Regions from separate parts of the Homo sapiens genome. Here region 2 is linked to region 1. The links are chromatin loops, found by intact Hi-C in ENCODE. Cell type or tissue: IMR-90. All regions are shown on one strand. Links, peaks and the distances in the headings refer to the core of each region. The heading gives the core; the rest is flanking DNA. Region 1 has its middle 280 kb from the start of LINC02398. Region 2 overlaps LOC101928387 (a long non-coding RNA gene).

The links. Hi-C counts contacts between places; a loop is a spot of excess contacts. Peaks named below come from ENCODE experiments on the same cell type or tissue, not always from the same donor. Only the 100,000 strongest peaks of a DNase experiment are listed, where the experiment ranks them.
Region 2: a loop joins it to region 1, with 5 times the contacts of the local background. A loop is called at or near these places in 3 of 110 quality-filtered maps.

The regions. Positions count from the first base shown.
Region 1 is chr12:19,733,912-19,743,967 of GRCh38, forward strand. No RefSeq gene overlaps it. Among named protein-coding and RNA genes, the nearest start is that of LINC02398, 280 kb to the right of the region's middle. In IMR-90, for the core only: a CTCF peak has its summit at 5,486 (motif pointing right); a DNase peak (open chromatin) is centred at 5,510; H3K27ac peaks cover 1,118 bases.
Region 2 is chr12:19,649,890-19,659,945 of GRCh38, forward strand. LOC101928387 (a long non-coding RNA gene) reads left to right here. Exons shown (of 7, transcript XR_007063236.1): 4 at 507-589; 5 at 1,486-2,134. Among named protein-coding and RNA genes, the nearest start is that of AEBP2, 220 kb to the left of the region's middle. In IMR-90, for the core only: a CTCF peak has its summit at 5,156; a DNase peak (open chromatin) is centred at 4,912; H3K27ac peaks cover 4,758 bases.

The DNA of each region.
Region 1 (10,056 bases), core at 1,189-9,188:
CAGCTGCAGGTCTGTTGGAGTTTGCTAGTGGTCCACTCCAGACCCTGTTTGCCTGGGTATCAGCAGCGGTGTTTGCAGAACAGCGGTTTTTCGTGAACCGCGAATGTTGCTGTCTGATCATTCCTCTGGAAGTTTTGTCTCAGAGGAGTACCCGGCCGTGTGAAGTGTCAGTCTGCCCCTACTGGGGGGTGCCTCCCAGTTAGGCTGCTCAGGGGTCAGGGGTCAGGGGTCAGGGGCCCACTTGAGGAGGCAGTCTGCCCGTTCTCAGATCTCCAGCTGCATGCTGGGAGAACCACTGCTCTCTTCAAAGCTGTCAGACGGGGACATTTAAGTCTGCGGAGGTTACTGCTGTCTTTTTGTTTGTCTGTGCCCTGCCCCCAGAGATGGAGCCTACAGAGGCAGGCAGGCCTCCTTGAGCTGTGGTGGGCTGCACCCAGTTCGAGCTTCCTGGCTGCTTTGTTTACCTAAGCAAGCCTGGGCAATGGTGGGCGCCCCTCCCCCAGCCTCGCCGCTGCCTTGCAGTTTGATCTCAGACTGCTGTGCTAGCAATCAGTGAGAATCCGTGAGCGTAGGACCCTCCAAGCCAGGTGCAGGATATAATCTCCTGGTGTGCCATTTTTTAAGCCCATTGGAAAAGCGCAGTATTAGGGTGGGAGTGACCCGATTTTCCAGGTGCCGTCTGTCACCCCTTTCTTTGACTAGGAAAGGGAACTCCCTGACCCCTTGCACTTCCTGAGTGAGGCAATGCCTCGCCCTGCTTTTGCTCGCGCATGGTGAGCTGCACCTACTGACCTGCTCCCACTGTCTGGCACTCCCTAGTGAGATGAACCCGGTACCTCAGATGGAAATGCAGAAATCACCCGTCTTCTGCGTCGCTCACGCTGGGAGCTGTAGACCAGAGCTGTTCCTATTTGGCCATGTTGGCTCCTCCCCTCCGAGACCTCATTTCTACAAAAAAAAAATTTCAAAAGTTAGCTGGGCATGGTGGCACGTGACTTTGGTCTCAGCTACTTGGGAGGCTGAGGTGGGAGGATTTTCTCAGCCTGAGGGGTGATCATGCTACTACACTCCAGCCTGGGCAACAGAGTGAGACCTTATCTGAAAAAAATTAACCTGAGTGTGAACAGGGATGTCTGGGGTATGCTCATAACTTTTCTGAGACAGGTATCATAGGTATCAGCAAGGTTCTTCCTAAACATACTAAAAGGGTATCATAGTGGGAGAATATAGATGAGAGAATGACTTGTCCATGGATTGGAAGCAAGGCCAAGTGAGTGTTCACTGCATTGTATACTAGCATTTAGTCAAAGGAAAGTTTGGCATATCTAGACTGGTTAAGAGAAAGACCCATTCCCTGGTTTTGTTTTGACTTTGTGTGATGGATGAAATGGTTGTTGTATGTATGGGTAGGAAAAGTTGACATGATCAACTTAATCCTTCTAGGGAATTTTTATGCTATTTATAAGAATGCAGATGGACACTTTATATAAGGTCTTTTTCAAATTTAAAGCAAATGGGTTTTGATGTGAATCAAAGCATGTTATAAATGCCAGTGTGTAGCACACAAAAATACACGTGGATAACCCGTTGTAATTCCTTTGGGAAATAATGGAAGTGCTTGTTTTAATCTAAGATATTCAGATATTAAAACATTCCCTTTGAGTAAAAGGGAACATTCTGCTTCTAACTAAGCCTTTGTTACAACCAAAATGATTCTTTCAGAATAGAGCAGTATTAGATAATTATGATTTTATTAAAAATACTTGTTACCCGAATACATGTTACAAGGACCCATCTATTGCCATGTATTACAGTGATCTCACACAAAATTGTATTTATACTTAATTTCATGTGGTGGAATATGATTTATTATAGGGTCGATGCCTAAAAGATGCCAAAAGAAATTGACTTTTTTTTTTTTTTTTTTTTTTTTTTTTTAAGACAGTGTCTTGCTTTGTTGCCCAGGCTGGAGTGCAGTGGTGTGATCAATCTCAACCTCCTGGGCTCAACCCATCCTCCCACCAAATAGCTGGGACCACAGGTGCATGCCACCCAGCTAATTTTGTATGTTTCTGTAGAAACGGGATTTTGCCATGTTGCCTAGGCTGGTCTCCAACTCCTTGGGGCCAAGCAATCCTCCCACCTCGGCCTCCCACAATGCTAGGATTACAGGTGTGAGCCACCATGCCCAGCTGAAACCGACCAATTTTTAAGACCACTGTTGAAGTGATAGCTCAATATATTTCATGAAGTCTTTTTTATATAAGGATGCAAATAGTGAATTCTTGTTTGACTATAGTTCTTGGAAAAAAATATGTATGTAACTCAATATGTTTTCTGTAGATAGAAAATGGAAATTGTTACTCCATTTTTGGCTCCATGTCCAGGAAATTAAGAGCCAGATGAATTGCCCAAGTACTAATCCCTGTTTAACTGAGGTGCCTGAAAGTACTGTAGCCTTTGGTCTTCTCAAAACATAAGTTCTACTTTATTCTCAAATGTCTCATCTTGCATTGTGTTTATTTTAAGTAAAACTATTTTTCTGGTAAAAAGAATGTGTATTCACAACAGAAAATTTAGAAAATATAGAAAAGCATATGATGAAAAAATCAGTAATTTCTATTCCAAAGAAAACTATTATTATTATATTTTCTTCAGTGTCTTTTTCTATGTTAGTTACCGTATACTTACTAAATATGCGTATTCACAAATATTGACTTGATTGAACTTATCACCTACCTTTTCTTTTCACTGAACAGTATATCAAAGGCATTTTCTCAACCCATAAACTATTGTTCTGTTAATAAAACATAATTTTTCTTGGCTTCATGAAATTCCATTATATTGAGAGACAAAAATTTATTTTCATTTTATCAATTCAGTGTAAGTAGATGTTTATGTTTTTTGTCTGTAACTAAGATAAACAACCTTATGAATAATTCTGTGTTCATCCTAGAAATGTGATTGCTGAGTGAAATGGTATGAATATTTGTATATCTTTAAGAATATATATCTATATCTATGTCTAGTTCTATTTCCACATCTCTATCTAAATGTTGGATCACTCTATTTTCCTACCAGCTGCTTATGTGAGTAGTCTGTTCCCTCATGCTCTCAATAATTAAATTATCAACAATGCTAGACTGGTGAATTATCTATAGTACTTCATTGTTGTTTAAATTTTTCTTTGACTACTAATTTATTGGCCATATATATTTTTATTTTTACCATTTACAGGTGAGTCATCCTGTTCTCTTTCACATTGTTTCAATCTGGAACAATATGAAGAGTGACATGTTTTATATGAACTAATTTCCTCCAAGTTATCTATTGTCATTGACTTGTAAACTCACTGGTTTCCTGCATTCTTGTGGATGTGATTTTGGAGCCCTATTATTAGGACTTTTGCAGTATTGGTGGAGTCACACAAAATGACCTAAAGATACTCTCAGAGATCAGAAGGAGCATGTGAGTTTCAGGCAACTGCATTCACACTTCCTGGGACACATAAATGGAAAAGGTACAAAGATACAGCACCAATACTAACTGAAACGGCCCTTTTATCATGAAACAGCTTTAATTCAATATACAGGCCATGAGTGATATATAGGGTGGCTTACTCATTAGTCATTCACATTCATACACAGAGGAAATAACAGAATTGATACCAACTTTGAACGAAAGAATAGTAAAGCATATGTTATTTTCCATATAGATCTTGTCTTCGCCTATGCCTAAATTCACAGTATACTAGTTACTTGCTTTAATATTATTATTATTTTTTGAGACAGAGTTTCACTCTTTTGCCCAGGGTGGAGTGCAGTGGTGCGATCTCGGCTCACTGTATCCTCTGCCTCCCGGGTTTAAGCAATTCTCTGCCTCAGCCTCCCGAGTAGCTGGGATTATAGGTGCCCACCACCACAACTGGCTAATTTTTGTTTGTATTTTTAGTAGAGACAGGTTTCACCATCTTGGCCAGGCTGATCTTGAACTCCCGACCTCATGATCCACCCACCTCGGCCTCCCAAAGTGTTGGGATTACAGGCGTGAGCCACTACACTTTAATATTTTAATAACTGTCTTTTCCATACAACTTCACAGCATATCATTGTGAGAAAATAAAACATCCTTAAAACCAAGAATAAATGAATTGTTAGGAGACTATTTTTATAAATAAGACAGAAAATTAATAGGAATGCCAAGGATCCTTAAAAGCTATGCTTGTCTGTCTCTTGGGTTCTTGGTAATATTGAACTTTATCTCTTTAGAATAATTTTTTTTTCTAGTTAAATGCTTTTTACATAGAAAGTTTCAAGTAGTTTTTTTGAATGAAAAATATTCCAGTTGTTTCACACTCCTCCTTAGATGTCTTTTCAGCATTGCCCTATACAGTTATCCAACATTTCAGGCAATGGAGTAAATTTTCCTGAGATTACCTCAGACTTACTTGAATTAGTAATCTGATTGAATTTTATTTGTTTTATGTGAAACATTCCCTGAGCATCTCCATTGCTATAGGGGATCCTGTTGGAAGAGAATCTTCTCTGAAGGGGATTTTGCGGGTAAGAAAGGGTTAAAAAGACCGGCGCGGCGGCTCACGCCTGTAATCCCAGCACTTTGGGAGGCCGAGGCGGGCGGATCAGGAGGTCAGGAGATTGAGACCATCCTGGCTAACACGGTGAAACCCTGTCTCTACTAAAAATACAAAAAATTAGCCGGGCGTGGTGGTGGGCGCCTGTAGTCCCAGCTACTGGGGAGGCTGAGGCAGGAGAATGGCGTCAACCCGGGAGGCGGAGCTTGCAGTGAGCCGAGATCCCACCACTGCACTCCAGCCTGGGCGACAGGGCGAGGCTCCGTCTCAAAAAAAAAAAAAAAAAAAAAAAAAGAATAATAGTGCTCCTGGTAGCCCAGAAGTTAATACCACACTATCCCACAGAGGAGAGTCAGTTAGTGTTTCATTGTGGCCTTCATCTACCTATTGATGCCAGTGTGGAGGCATGAAGTTATGCTTAAATCTGATATATGATTTTCCAAGTTAACTGTGTGTTCTTTCTTTCTTAATTAAACCCCGTCTATAGAGTTACCATTCAGGTTTCTGCTATTAAACTGAGGGATCTTTTGATGATTGACACCATTTCCTGCTGTACAAACACTCCAAATATTCTAGTTTTCTCAGAAGCTTTTAAAGAAAGACACTATCTACTTACCTTTGGACCCAATAGATTTGTAGCTTTTCGATATGGTAAATATTGTAGGATATATTTAAATTAAGTACTTATTTAGTTTGTGGAGTAATATTTTGCTATACTCATATGCTTTGTGTATTTTGGACACTTGGAAAAATGATTATTGTATTTAAGCTCCACACATCAAGTTATTGAAAAGCTCAGGGTTTTCATCAAAGCAGAATGTAGGTAAGTTTCATAAGTATTTTACTGTATAAAGTTTTAAAGACACAATTAGACAATTTAGGCCAGCAGATGGCACTCTTACCTTTGTCCTCATTTGAAGAGATGTTTGAGGTTGTGGCAACTTCTCTCATAACTAGATCTCAGAAACTGTTGAAAATTGCATTTTCCTATTTTTATTTAAACACAGTTTTATAAAAAAGCAATAAAGTTATTTTTACGTTGATAGAGAAAAGTGGATGAATGGACAAAACCATTTCTATAGATAGTCTGTTCAATTATTTGTTAGCACGTGAAATAGTTAAGATCCATATGGATGAAAAATGCTCTTACTGCAAATGCGTTCTATATTGTATAAGTGTCTTTTCTTTCTTATTTATGAACTCAGAATCTTAATCTGATAAATCCAGCTGGATGAACAATAGAATGAGAACAATGCTCCTCTTGTCTTTTGTTTCTTGGATTTCATATAATAGCTTGAAATCATAGGATCTTAGTGCTATAAAGAGCCTTGGAGATCATTTAGTTGAACATGCAAACTTTTAGGTGAGGAAACCAAGGCCCACAGAGGTGAAATGACTTGTCCAATTTGAAGGTAGAAATACTGCTTTTAGTTAAAAGCAGAAAACAGGACTCACTGTCTTCAGAGCAAAGCTGCACAAGAACCTTATGCTTTATAATTGCATTTTGCTCCGTTATTCTCTGACGGAATGGAAGGCAAGGGAGCTTTGGCCACTTGACTTATTGGTGGAGATCGATAAATTTGTCATGTTTCTTCTGCTTTTGCTTTTTTTCATAAAACTGCACACAGCAGCTAAGAATTCAGAAATGCCCCTCAGATATATCTAAATATCCAAATCAGGCAAAAAACATATGGTAGGAATCTTTTTTCGTGGTAATTACAAATTTAAAGAGGGATACACACATTTTTAATAAAGTTTAATTTAATAAAAAAGGGGCATACCAAGACTAGGGTAATCTACATGTTGCAGATATAAAATGTCCGAACTCTGAACTAGTTAACTGAGTAGTTAGTTCATTTGCAGTGGAGATATTTGTGGAACCAGGGAACATTCATAAGCAGTACGGGATTAGTAGGATAGGGTATCCAGTTGGTGTTCAAGAATATCAGTATACAAAAAGCATCTCATTTCTTTATTGTTATGAATCAAATTAAATATGGGTTATTCCATTTTCCTGGCTAGCAGGCTAGCAGGACATCCAAACTCAAGTTTTTTTTTCTTTTTCTTTTCTTTTTTTTTTTTTAAGGAGAACTTCCCTACTTCACGCAGAATGGGAAAAGACCCAAGGGGCTTAAATAAACCAGAAAAATTGGACCAGGGCCTCCATTCTCTGCCTTTGTTGATAGTCACTGAGATGTTTGTTGTTTAAGCTTGTGTGGTCCTTTTGGAGGCATTTCTCTTTTACCATTCACCGCCTTCGTGGGGCATTGACACAGAACCTTCACGCTGTGCAGGGTTCTAGACATTCACACAGAAGCTCTGCTACTTCTTAGGTGCTGTGAAGGTGCGTGTCCTCTACTCCCAACCTACCACCACTGCTCCAGAGTCCACCATCCCCAGCTTCCAGTCTCTGGATATCTAGCTCACTTCAGGGTCTAGTGGGGCAAAACGCTCCAGGCCCTTTGGGACTCTATTGCTTAATTTGCTCCAACGGGTCTGAAGCCAAAAATGGTTCCTCTTCTCCTGGGGAATTCAGAACACAAAAGGAAGTCTGACAGAAGAAAAAAAAATAATCTCTCTCTCTCTCTTTTTTTTTTTTGGACAGTGAGTTTTCAGCAAGAAGGATAGAACAAATTTTAATTTCTCAATAATGTGGCCTATTTCATAAGGCTACACTTTATTCTAGCCATACGTTTTTATGATGAGTGACAATACAGGAGGAGGTGAAAGGAAGATCCAAATTCACAGAAGCTGCTGCTTCTAAGTGTTGATACTAACCAGGTCCCTGAGCTCTTGCTGGGTAAAAAGTAGGTTACTTTTAAGTGGAACAACTGTTCAAAGTACAAAGACTGGAGTACGTGGGGGGAATAAAGAGCAGTGGTTTTTTCCCAGAGGAGCGGGCCTCTTCTACTAAGCAGCCAAAAATGTTTATTGCTGTTTAATGTTCTATTGCCAAACTTGATTTCTTTTCTTCTCAGAAACCTTTAACTTCCTATCAAATAGAATCCACACTTACTGCCTACTTTATGCCTTAGGGATCCTTGAGAATTTCCTAGGTTAATTTATGCTAAGTGCTATTAAGGCATCATCTAGACAAGTGAATGCCCTTCCCCCGCCTAACCATCTTTTTTTAGTTGTTTTTGATGTACCTCCTAGACTAGGACCTGAGATAAATGTAAACTCCTAGAAAATATCCCAGTGAGCGAAGCTTGTCAGGTCTATAAGGCAGAAGAAAAAGATTATTTCTGACATGACTGCCCATTTCTCCACATGGTGGTGTAACAGCGAAACTTGGAGTTGTTCTTCCTCTTCTAGCTCAGCCCTGATGGGTTCATACCCGCTTGTGACAACTGATTGGGTGAATCTCTCCCCAACAGCATGTTGGCAGGATGATGGTGTGGCTTGAAATCTGCCATGGTGGAATTATTTATAAAGAGGGGCAAAGACTACAAATAATAGCTGGTTGATAAACCAGCACACTACTACTAAAAAATCACATTTGAACCAGCTTTTTGAATAATTTATTAAAACAACAACAGCAACTGTAAGGACCTAAAGGCTTTTCATTTCAACTTTATGTGAAAAGAATACCTAGAGAGAGAGTTTGGGTGATTCATAATGGGAAGGCTATTCATTCCCCCTGCTTCAGCATATATTAATTATAATTTTAAAATTCCAACATCACTTTTGTTTAATAAAAATTAATTGCCTGTGTGCCAATGATAACATATCTTTAGAGCATGCCACAACTTTGCTCCCTTAAAAGAAAAATATAAGAAAATGAGCAAGAAAGTCTTTTGAGTTAATGTTTTAAGAAGTAGGTGGAGAGATAATGAAGAATACCATTTGAAAGCTATTGCAGGTGATATTTTTAGGAAGTTATTTGTACCTTAATGCTCATTGCTTCCCCCTAAGCTTTGCCAGCGATAACTCCTGTTAAACCTAAATTACTTTGACAATTATTACAGATTTTAAGGAATGTTGTGGTAAGCCTTAGGGAAGCAACTAGATTAAATGAAATAATATATTAGTGACTACAAAATGTATTGTTGAAGAAAAAGCCCCTTTCTTCCCCCAAAATCACCATGTCCATAAACAAGAACACCCTGAGTGTTATATCAGTATCAAGTTTGACTTTATTTTTATTAGAACCATGGCAATTGGCAAAGAAATTATTTTTTGTATAGTGCTGTCATATACATATTGCAAAGCAGGATTGTAAAACAACATATATTTATATATAAGTCAAGGATTCTGTTAAGCCTTCAGGAAGCTTAGGTATCAAGTAGTAGTTTGAAAAGCAAAAAATAAAAAAGGTATGAATGGTAGGAGGCTTTCTTTAAGATAAGGAGCCCTGAATCATTGCTGATTCTGTTGTCTCTGCAGTTGCTAATGTTCACGCTTCAAGGATTGTCAGCTACACCGCTGTAGAATCACCAAACAATGCCTCCAAATCCCTCAAGAAGTCAGCCATACAGCCTTCTAACTTTAGGAGCATCTCATGTTGACTTTGTCAAATATCTCAGGATCCATCACGAACCACAGATGAACTAGGGCCCCGAGCTTCAACATCAGAGAGGGAGATGTTTCCCTGCATTTGGTTCTCAAACACACACCTCTACAGACGTGGCTGAATCCCCTCTTCCATCCCTCTAGGGAAGAGATGGCCTGATACGGAGTCTGGCTAGAGTACTGAAAATTTATCATAATGTTTATACTTCATCGTCTTCTATTCTTGTGCCTTCTAGCCTTAAAATGTAACCATGATATATACAGAAGTTATCCCTCAATTTCTTGTATCTTATTTGGAGGGAAATTTTGGATGTTTGAGGGTAAGAGGCACATGAGGGACTGGATTTGAATCTCTGCATGTCAGATATTAAAGTTCATGGAATTAGGCACACATTGCTATAGTCAGTGTAACCCTCAAATCTGATCTTACTAAACCTACACAATATTTAAAAGATGCTCCAGATTTCTGAAACACTATAAAAATAATGCTCTGAATTTTAGACATTTGATAATTTGTAAGTGAAGGTATTCGAGTTTGATTATGATATGTCCATGCATTGAAGTTTATTTATGAGGAGAGTTATTCAATAGACATTTCTTGGGGCCAAATATATGTATATGAAACCAAAAAATTTAAAACAATTAAGCTAGAAATAATAGTGCCTCACATTTATTGTCTACTTTTCCTGTGCCAGGAACTGTGATAAGGGCATTTAAGGGATTTTTCATTAAGAAAATCTAGGATCACACGTCTTATAAATTTTAGAGTCAGCCTATTAGAACAACTGGACCGAATCTAAGGGTTTAACCCCCACAATACAACTGTCACACTATACAAAATATAGTGTAAATGGGCACCGATGGAACAGCTGCAGAATGATCTGAGGAGAAAAGACTTCTTGAAAGGCACATTTGGAACTAAATTTTGACATATGATCCTATGGCTCCATGCT
Region 2 (10,056 bases), core at 1,107-9,106, 84 kb before region 1:
CTCATGAGGTAAGGGTCAGGTTTTCCCTAAACTCCTTTGCGATGTTGAAGCACTGGGATTCAGAGAGGGGCAACAGCTGTTCCCAAATAAATTATTTTCACAAATTCTTACCAATATTTATCAATATGCCCTTTTATAACCTTGATGTACACGAAGGATTTTAAGAGCTATTGTTAAGGAGTTTTTGGCTAACTCCTTTGCAACTTCTGCATATGGTCTCGTACTTTATCATCTATTTTTTTCCTTGCTGTTTCAGTTGTAACTTCTGTTTTAACTTATTACAAACAAAATAGAAAATGCAAATCTTTCTCCAAAGATGATAAACATCTCTCCGCTTACTCCAATGAGAATATTTTAGTATGGATAGAATTAATCTTCACTAGAAAACTAAAATTTACCGAAGCATATATCTTTTATGGGTTTGGTATAAGAGCAGCAGGGAAAATTTCTTTCAGAACAATTTATTGTGGAGAGTATCATGAGAGTCTCATCTTTGTCCTTTCTAGAAGACACTAAGGATCATGTGAAAGAGCTCCCTGAGGACAGATTAAGAGGAGATGAGTTAAAGCTGCAAATACCAAGATTTAAGGTTAAGTATGAAGAATTTCCTGATAGAGAAAATTCTTTAGCACTGGAATTAAATATCAAAAGACTCTTTCCCCAACATTGACCTCCAAGCAAACTTTGTTGGGTTGTTCAAACCACTTTGTTTCCTGTAAGTGTTCATTGATTTCTGTGAGTGGATGATGGTTGATTACACACTTCATCCGTGATTAAACTGGGAAACGTCTGTTAAAAAGATTCAGTATAGTTTCTCTTTCCATGAATATATGGAATTATATAGTGATTTTAACCTATATTGACCAAGATAACTTTGTGATCCAAATGGTCAGGTGTCATATTTAAAAAATATATGCATATAGTTTAAAGCAATTAAATATCCTTACTCGATTTCTTATGCCGATATGTAAGAGTAGCAGCTGGTCATGAGGGTCCATCTTCTATGGCTCTTTCACATGTCTGTGTGTTTTGTGAAGCAAAGCATTGACTTCTCCTTGTTATAAACTATCTTTTGAAGGGTGCTTGTATAGTATAGTTAACAGCCTTGGACAACAGACATTGTATCTCCCTCTAGAAAAGGGGTGTCTAATCTTTTGGCTTCCCTGGGCCACATTGGAAGAATAATTATCTTCGGCCACAAATAAAACATACTCACTATAGCTGATGAGCTAAAAAAATCTCAAAAAACCCTCATAATGTTTTAAGAAAGTTTACCAATTTGTGTTGGGCTACATTCAAAGCCATTCTAGTCCACATGTGACCCGTGGGCTGCAGGTTGGACAAGCTTGCTCTAGAACAAAGGGCAGATTTTCTTATTATTTTGTGTAGTAGGCAGTATAATGGCTCCCCAAATATGTCCATAGCTTAATCCCAGAAACCTGTGAATACGTTACCTTGCATAACAAATGAAAATTTATGTTACAGATGAAATTAAGAATGCTGATCAGCTAAAGGACCTTCACATACAAAGGTTATCCTGGATTATTCAGGTGGGCTCAACGTAATCACAAGGATCCTTTAAAGTGGAAGAATGAGGTCAGAGTGATGTGATGTGAAAAGCACTCAATTTGCCTTTGCTAGTTTTGAAGATGGAAGAATGGGGCCATGGTCCAAGGCATGCTGGTGACCTCTAGAAGCTGAAAAAGTTAAGAAAATGGAAAAGAAACTTCAGCGCAGTGAGGCCCAATTTGGACTTCTGACTCCAGAACTGCAAGATAATACATTTGTATCCATTAAGCCACTAAGTTTGTGCTAATTTGCTATGGCAGCAACAGGAGACTAATACACCTTGGCAGGTAGAGGTAGTCCTCCTCTGGGGCAAACATATAAGCATGCTTACTATACAATATAATAAGGATGATGTCTCTTTCCAGGACATAGGCAGGCATGCTTATTTCCTGTTATAAAATATTCAGGTTTTCTAAGTTCAGTTTTTTGTTTTTTTGTTTTTTTTTTGCTGGAACACAATTGACTGTGGATGCTGGTATTATCTAGCCCTATTTGCATCACCTTGCGGGTACTGGGGTTTGGAGGAATTGGCTCAGATGCTGATACCGTGGCTACTACTATTGTGGTGAGTAATAGCCTCTCATTTGCCTGTAATCCAGGAGTCTCACGTCTTCTCCCAGCATCCATAAACTCTAGCAGGGTAACTTGTTAGTTTGCAAGTAGGCCCTTCACGGTGTGCTCGTTTTAACGCACTTCTGCAAAATTTATTTTAAAATCTGCTAGACCAGGGCTAAGCAATTCTGTAATTATTACCTTCAAGATAGTGTTTGCTCTCTTTCCATACTTTAGAGATGAAGTGTTACGATGTCTCTCTCTAACTTAACAAAGATCAGAGATCAGCTTACAATAAAATTAGAAATAAAAAACAAAACAAGTTGTTTACCATAGTTTGAAAAGCATGTCTCTATTGACAATTTACGACTAGGGCAGGTACTAAGAAGTTCCCTGTCTTTTTTCTCATCTACAGAATTTTTTTACTGCCACATTTCTCCATTTATCTTTCTTTCTCCACGACGTGCTATTTGAAGAGAAAATCCTTGGGAATTAGTCTCTCATTCTTTTCTCATGAGAAGCACTCCCCTCTCTGAATTTTTGGTGAATTAGATTTCTCTCTTAGCTATACCATGAAGGGCCCTGGCTTTTACAGCTACTTTCTTGTTTCTAGCTTGAACTCTGTGGCAAAATTTAAGTCAGTGTGTCAGAAGTCATTTAGACCAAGGATTTTGTTTTACAGATGTGAAAACCAAGGCCTCTGATGACAAGAAGAGCTATTGCCTTATTTAAGTTTCTCCTGACCTAACTACCTAGTGTTTTGGAGGAAATTGCCTTAGCCACTGTCAGCCCCCATCTTTCTGACACAAGGCCTGGCTCAGTTGCTAGTTTGGCCTAACATGATTGCTTCCCCTCAACAGCTCTAGAAATACAATTGTGAAATTGAAATTACTGTATTTGCAGGCTGACTCTGGCCAGAGAAACTGACCTGTGGATGAGTTGAAAATAAGCTTATAACCATGCTCGTTTTATAGTTAATTAACTTAGGGCACAGGTATTGAGAACCCAACATGTGCCAGGGCCTCTTGGGTACTGGAAAAATGCCTGGAGTGAGGCTGGGAGGGAAGCTTCCTAAAAGGTTGAGGAGGACTTTATTTGGGAAGAAACTGAGGGCAGGGTTCTGGGGCCTGGACTGTGTGAGAGTTTGAGGACTCTAAGGAAAGGAGAATGTTATGGAGTTCATCTTTGATTTTTTTTTTTTTAACCAGTAACTTATCATTTTTTTCCACAGTCAGAAACGTGACTGAAACATTTCTTCCTCTTAAGAGGCATTAAGAGAAAAGGATAGATTTCCTGTTTCTTTTGCAATTTTCCTCTTTAAGAAACAGAAAGAAAAAAAGATCTTATGTCCATGCTCCTGGAAGTCACCAATAAATAATACGGGCCAGGGCTTTTTCTTTTCAGCAGTGGGCTGATTAAATCCTTATACTTGTTCTGGGTTATATGTCTGAAATTTGTGTTCCTTTTGTTCTGAGGAGTACAAAATAATCAATTCCTCTAATGGAGATTACCAGCTTGATTAATAGATAATCCTAATGTGTTCTTTGTAAAATACATTATAAATGATCTTTAAAGTTGAAGGAAAGAAGATTGGGCCATGTAGAAATTTGGTTCTCAACAGAACCTCTTCTTGATTGAAGAAATATAAGCAAAGAGTTTTATATATTTCGGTAAGGGTAGGTAGTCTATGCATTTTCTGTTCTGAGTATTACAAAAGGAAAAGGGAATAAAAGCTTCTGCATATAGCAGAGATAAACTCCAAAAGCAGGAGACCAGTGAAGCCCTGGATCACTGCACTCCTCCAGCCTTCAAGGAGCATGAAGAGGGTCCACATAACAACAGAAGATGCTTCAGAACAAATTATGAGTCCATAAGAGATAAATTAGTGTCTTTATTCATTGCAAAGGAATGGTTATTATAAAAAAATCCCTGATGCTGTCTCTCAGACTGAACTTACGTATAGGCAGGAGAACACATGTAATTTATTGACTGATAAAACTGTAGGTAAGAATACATATGACTTCTATAACTTGTATGAAAAATGAAACTACACTTAAATGTAGGAGCAGTTTATATTGTTTGATATTTAACTGGTTGAGTGGTTAACATATAATATTTAAAAAAATCTTCTTTTAGTAGGCAGTTTAATGCTTATGGTCTAATTTTTATTTGAAGACATTTTGCTGCAGCAGAAACATAGCTGTGATTCATATACCTACTCTTGATATTAGCCTGGCCGTTTGTCCTGTGACGCTTAAGCTAGTTACCACCATTTATCTGGTAACTGTTTCCAGAATTGAAGAGATGATGCCTGGAAGGAGATAAACTTCAGGAGTTCACCTTTAAGCCTAAAAAGTACCAGCAAAATGCAATGACAGGATAAAAAGTTTGTCATAAATATTTTCACAAGATGGAAGACAAGAAAGCAAAGAGCAGCATAGAAAGAATGAAGGAATAAATAAAAATAAGTGAAAATGCTGCATTTTCTCTCATGGGATAGATTTTTCAACAACTCCTGAACTATGACCTCTCAAGTTCTTTTGCAGTTCTGTTCTAAGAAGTAATGAAATACATTTAATATTCCTGTCTTTTCACAACATTAATTCATTCCTACTTTAGCCTTAAGAATTTTAGTAGAATCTATTGTTTATTCATGCGTATAAATATTGTGGAAAAATATCTTTAGATGAGTTAGTATATATGAGACACTTAGGCCAGGATTTGGCACATGTCTGTACTTCATAAGTGTTTGTTATTGTTATTTTTAACAAGAGTAAAAAAAGATCTTATGACGCATCTAATATCATTTAAGCTGTTTATGGTTACTCCTTGGAATGCCTTCTGGTCAAAAGTTTCTGCAGCCCAGCACGACATTAATTTGAATGCATTGAGCCGGTTTCCCAGAGGGCTGGATGACATTTTTGACTTTTTAGGATTTTTGAGACTTTTTCTAATGACTAAGGTCAAAATCTCCCTTTCCTTGTCTCTTGAGTTTTAGGGGGCAACCAGAGATGTTTTGAAGGAAACCAACCATTAGATGTCACTTTCTTCTCACTGCTTTTGGTTTTAGGACCTATGACCTGGGTTTAAGCCTTTTGATTTTCTTCTTTTTTTTGAATGTCTATAAATAGTCTCTATGTCAAAGCTAAACGGGAAATTTAATTTTAGATTAGTAGATAAGAGACAATACTCAACTCCTTGGAATGATGAAATTTTGGACCTGTTTTAAATTGGCCTGACTCAATGTCCCTAGTTGACTAAATTTGGAAATGTAGTATTTGTGCTTTTCTTTCTCACTGAAGTTAGTGTGGCACTGTTTCTACACCAGACACTTAGGCCTGAGTGTATGAGTGTATCCTTATTCAGGTCAAAGCTAATGAGTTTTTTTTTTTTTTTCCTTAGCAATCACTGAATGAAAAACATATTCTTCAGATATCTGTTTAGAATTGCTTTTCCAGAAAACCTTTGTGATCTTTCTCCCCCAACAGAAGGGCTCAGAAACACATAACAGTTTGAAAAAGAGAAAAAATACTGCTGCTATGGTCTGAACATTTATGTCTGCTCCAAAATTCATGTTGAGACTTAATCCCCATTGTGGTGGTAGTAGGAGGGGTGCCTTTAGCAGGTGGTTAGGCCATGGGGGCTCTGCCCTTGTGAATGGATTAGTGTCTTGTAAAAGGACTAGAGGGAACTGGCTTAAGGTCTCCTTACTCCTCCTCCTTCTGCCATGTGAGGATGCCACTGCAAGAACATGCCACTGATGGAGCAGTCCTCACCAGACGCCAAACCTACCAGTGCCTTGACCTTGGACTTCTCAGCCTCTAGAGCTGAGAGAAATACATTTATATTCTTTATCAATTGCCCAGTGTCAGGAACTTTATTATAGCAGCACAAATGGATGAAGATAACTGCCAATCATGATTTTAGGAAAGAACCTGACTCAAGAACATCTTCTTGGCCGGGCCCGGTGGCTCACGCCTGTAATCCCAGCACCTTGGGAGGCTGAGGTGGGCAGATTACGAGGTCAGGAGATCGAGACCATCCTGGCTAACATGGTGAAACCCCGTCTCTACTAAAAATACAAAAAATTTAGCCGGGCATGGTAGCGGGTGCCTGTAGTCCCAGCTACTTGGGAGGCTGAGGCAGGAGAATGGCGTGAACTTGGGAGGTGGAGCTTGCAGTGAGCTAAGATTGTGCCACTGCACTCCAGCCTGGGTGAGAGCGAGACTCCGTCTCAAAAAAAAAAAAAAAAAAAGAATATCTTCTTTCCAGTCTTATACCTTCTGCTTCCCCTCATCATTTCTATCCTGTAGAAGCCTGACACTGAGCAGTGGCCAGAAGGAGGTTTTGAGCTCTTTGAGACTTGTTTCCTTGGTGGCCATAGGCTTTGCTCTATTGAAGACCTTTAACTAGTAAAGGTTATTCGTATCTTTGGGTCTGAGAATGTGTCCAAAACCTATGAAGCACTCATCCTATATGACAGGATTAAAATGCCCACGGATGTCCAAAACCAAAAAACAAACAAGTAGCTTTTTACATTTTATTTAACCGACATTTCATCTTGCTTTTGCTCCTACTGATATGAAATGAACACCCCACAACCCTTAAAATGCTGTATTAGTTTGCTATGGCTGCCGTAATGAAATGCCAGGGACTGGATGGCTGAAACAACAGAAATTAATTTTTTTATGGTTTTAGAGGCTGGAAGTCCAAGATTCGGGTGTTGGCAGTGCTCGTTTCTCATGAAGCCTCTCTCCTCGGCTTGCAAATGGCTGCCTTCTCTCTGTGTTCTCACATGGTCTTTCCTCTGTGTGTGGGCATCTAGTGTTTCCTTGTATGTCCAAATTTCCTTTGCTTATAATACCAGTCAGATTGGATTACTGTCTACCCTTAGGGCCTCGTTTTAACTTCATCACCTCTTTAAAGGCCCTATCTCTAAATACAGTTAAGTTCTGGGGTATGGAGGGTTAGGGCTTCAACACACAAATTTGTGTGTGTGAGGGCACAATTCAGCATATGCCCCTGGTCAATAAAAAGCAACCCAGTTTCTTCTGTTTCAAATCAATTGCTTTCTGCTAAATACTCATTAAAAGTTTAAGCTTTTCTTATCTCTCAAGGGGTCTCTCCTCATTCCTCCTTCCCAAGTTGGTGCCTGGGTTCATGCAGAAGCTTAGTATCTTGAAGAGAGTGGAAGAGGCCTTTACCCTCTGGGACTTTGCTGGACTCTACCAGCTGGACCCTTATCCCACTGTGGTGACCAGGCCTTCTGTGCTGGTGTTCCTCATAGTGGGCTGGTTGGATCCTATTCTTGGTCATTCTCTTGACTGTCACTGCTAGTGGCTGTGAGATTTGCCATTGCCTCGGGAGGTAAGGTCTCTGTAGACTCTCATTTTTTTTCTCCAGATCACAGGTATCTTCCAATCATTGCGAAAGACTGTAAATTGAAAGAAAAGATTACTGCGAGTCTTTAATGAAAAACAAAGCATAGTCTAGTGTATCCTTCTAGTTATCTGGTTCCTTTCATTGTGTTTGAGCTATTTTACAGTTCTGTAAATTGTAGGAAACTAAAAGTGATGTATATGATTCTTGTCTGCAGCAATGCAAATGACTTGTATCTAGTGGAATGCAATAATTTATTGCCCTGCAGACAGCTCCATTTTGCATCTATTTGTAAATTTGTTGCAGCATTTATATATATATTCTTTGAATTCTCTTTAGAGCCAGATGTAACATCTTACCAATTCCCTCATTAATTAATGAGTTAAAAACAGTCTTTGAATTGTGTTCAGTTTGTATTTGTATGGGAGTCATTATACTTCCCTGAAAAAATGAAATTATCTTTTAAAAAGTCTATTGTTCTTAGAATTTCCATGTTACCCATGTGAGCATATGCAAATTTCAGGATCTACTGCATGCTATTCTCAAGTAATGGACTACTAGAAATGCTAGCTCTAGCTCATCTAGCTAGCCAGGCATGGAGATTTGGGGAATTTTTTTTTTTGGCAGGAGTGTGGTAGTGGTGGTGGTGGCGTTTCTGTCAGGTTGTGGCCCAGGAAGGTGGTATGTAGGCCCTGATTTCTTTCTTGGAATCTCAGGCATTATATTACGCTAGCTTTACCTTTTCAATTTTTAATATTTAATATTTTTTGGGATGGATTCTTTCTCTGTCACCCAGACTGGAGTGCAGTGGCACGATCTCGGCTCCCTGCAACCTCTGCCTCCTGGATTCAAGCGATTCTCCTGCTTCAGCCTCCCAAGTAGCTGGGATTACAGGTGCACATCACTATGCCTGGCTAATTTTTGTATTTTTAGTAGAGACAGGGTTTCACTATGTTGGCCAGGCTGGTCTCGAACTCCCAACCTCAAGTGATCCTCCAGTCTCAGCCTCCCAAAATGCTGGGATTACAGGCCTGAGCCACTGTGCCCGGCCTAGCTTTACCTTTTCAATTCTTTCTACTTCTTGCCTTGCTACTTGAGCTTTTACTTCCTTTCCTATGTACAGGAAGCTGCTTTGATGTCATAACCTGCATTCTTTCTATTTTAGTCTCATAAATTCTATATTCTGAACTTAATAAAAGATTTTAGGATTAAAACAATTTATTTCTCTGAAAGTAAAACCTGTTGATTCACTTGTATTAAAATATAACCTAAAACTTAAAATTGACTACTTTTTTTTTTTTTTTTAGAGACAGTGTCTTGCTCTGTTGCCCAGGCTGAAGTGCAGTGGTGCAATCTCTACTCACTGCAACCTCCGTCTCCCAGGTTCAAGCAATCCTCCTGCCTCAGCCTCCTGAGTAGCTGGGACTACAGGCACATGCTGCCGCGCCTGGCTAATTTCTTTTGTATTTTATTAGAGATGGGGTTTCACCATGTTGCCCGGTCTGGTCTCGAACTCCTGAGCTCAGGCAATGCACCTGCCTCGGCCTCCCAAAGTACTAGGATTATAGGCGTGAGCCACCATGCCTGGCCAAAACTGACTTCTTTTAAGTAATTAATACCATTGATTCAATGTAAGGGAGACCCCTGGGAAAACTGGGAACTAGAAATTAGTGTAAGAAAATATATTGACTTTATATTTAAAAATATTATCTACTTTTTATGATTGTGATTTTTCATCTGCGCTGAGTATTTGTTGATATATAACGCAGTGTATTCTTTGCTGTGAAAGAAAATGCTCCTATAGCAACATGCTAAGTTAATGATGTATCTCATGTGCACTTCATATTTCTGGGGAAAATTCTCTGTTAACACTTTAAATGTACTTTTATTCACAGCAAAGGTCAGTCCAGTGCCCTCACTCCCTATTAGTTTCCCTACTACTTAAAAAAAAAAAAAAAGTAAGCTTCCAGCTTTTTCTCTAATCACATTTACCCTGAGTCATCTGTTATATATCCCTTTATTTTGTAAGTTGAGCCCCTTTTTAATTTAAAATATGGTTTGATTTCTCATATAGAAGCAATGTTTGCATTTTATTGGAACACTCCTTGAAACAGTCTAAAGAATGGCTCTTTCTTGTTTTTATATAGAGCATCTGGTGAACTTTACATCATACATCCCAGCTTTGGCTGAGTTTAATATTTTGTCTTTTAATTTATCCAAAACTTACATTTTCTGGCTTCGAATCATCCCTTTCTTAAATTTATTTACTTAATATTTTCTTACATCAACAGCCAACATTTTTAGGGGGGTGGGTTGGAAGGGTATTTTCCAGAGAGAATCAAAGAAAGTTTTATTACTTAATAACCCATTGGTCAGGCTGTCGGAAGCCATGTTGAAACTAGAGTTTGGGCCATTGTCCAGGGCCACTCACACTAAAACCATACTCACATTCTGCTCAATTTGATTCCTTCCTTTGCAAAACTAGATATTGAGATGGTATGAAACTTTAGTGTTTCTCACGTATTGCTAAACCCATGCGTGCTAAATATATGACTA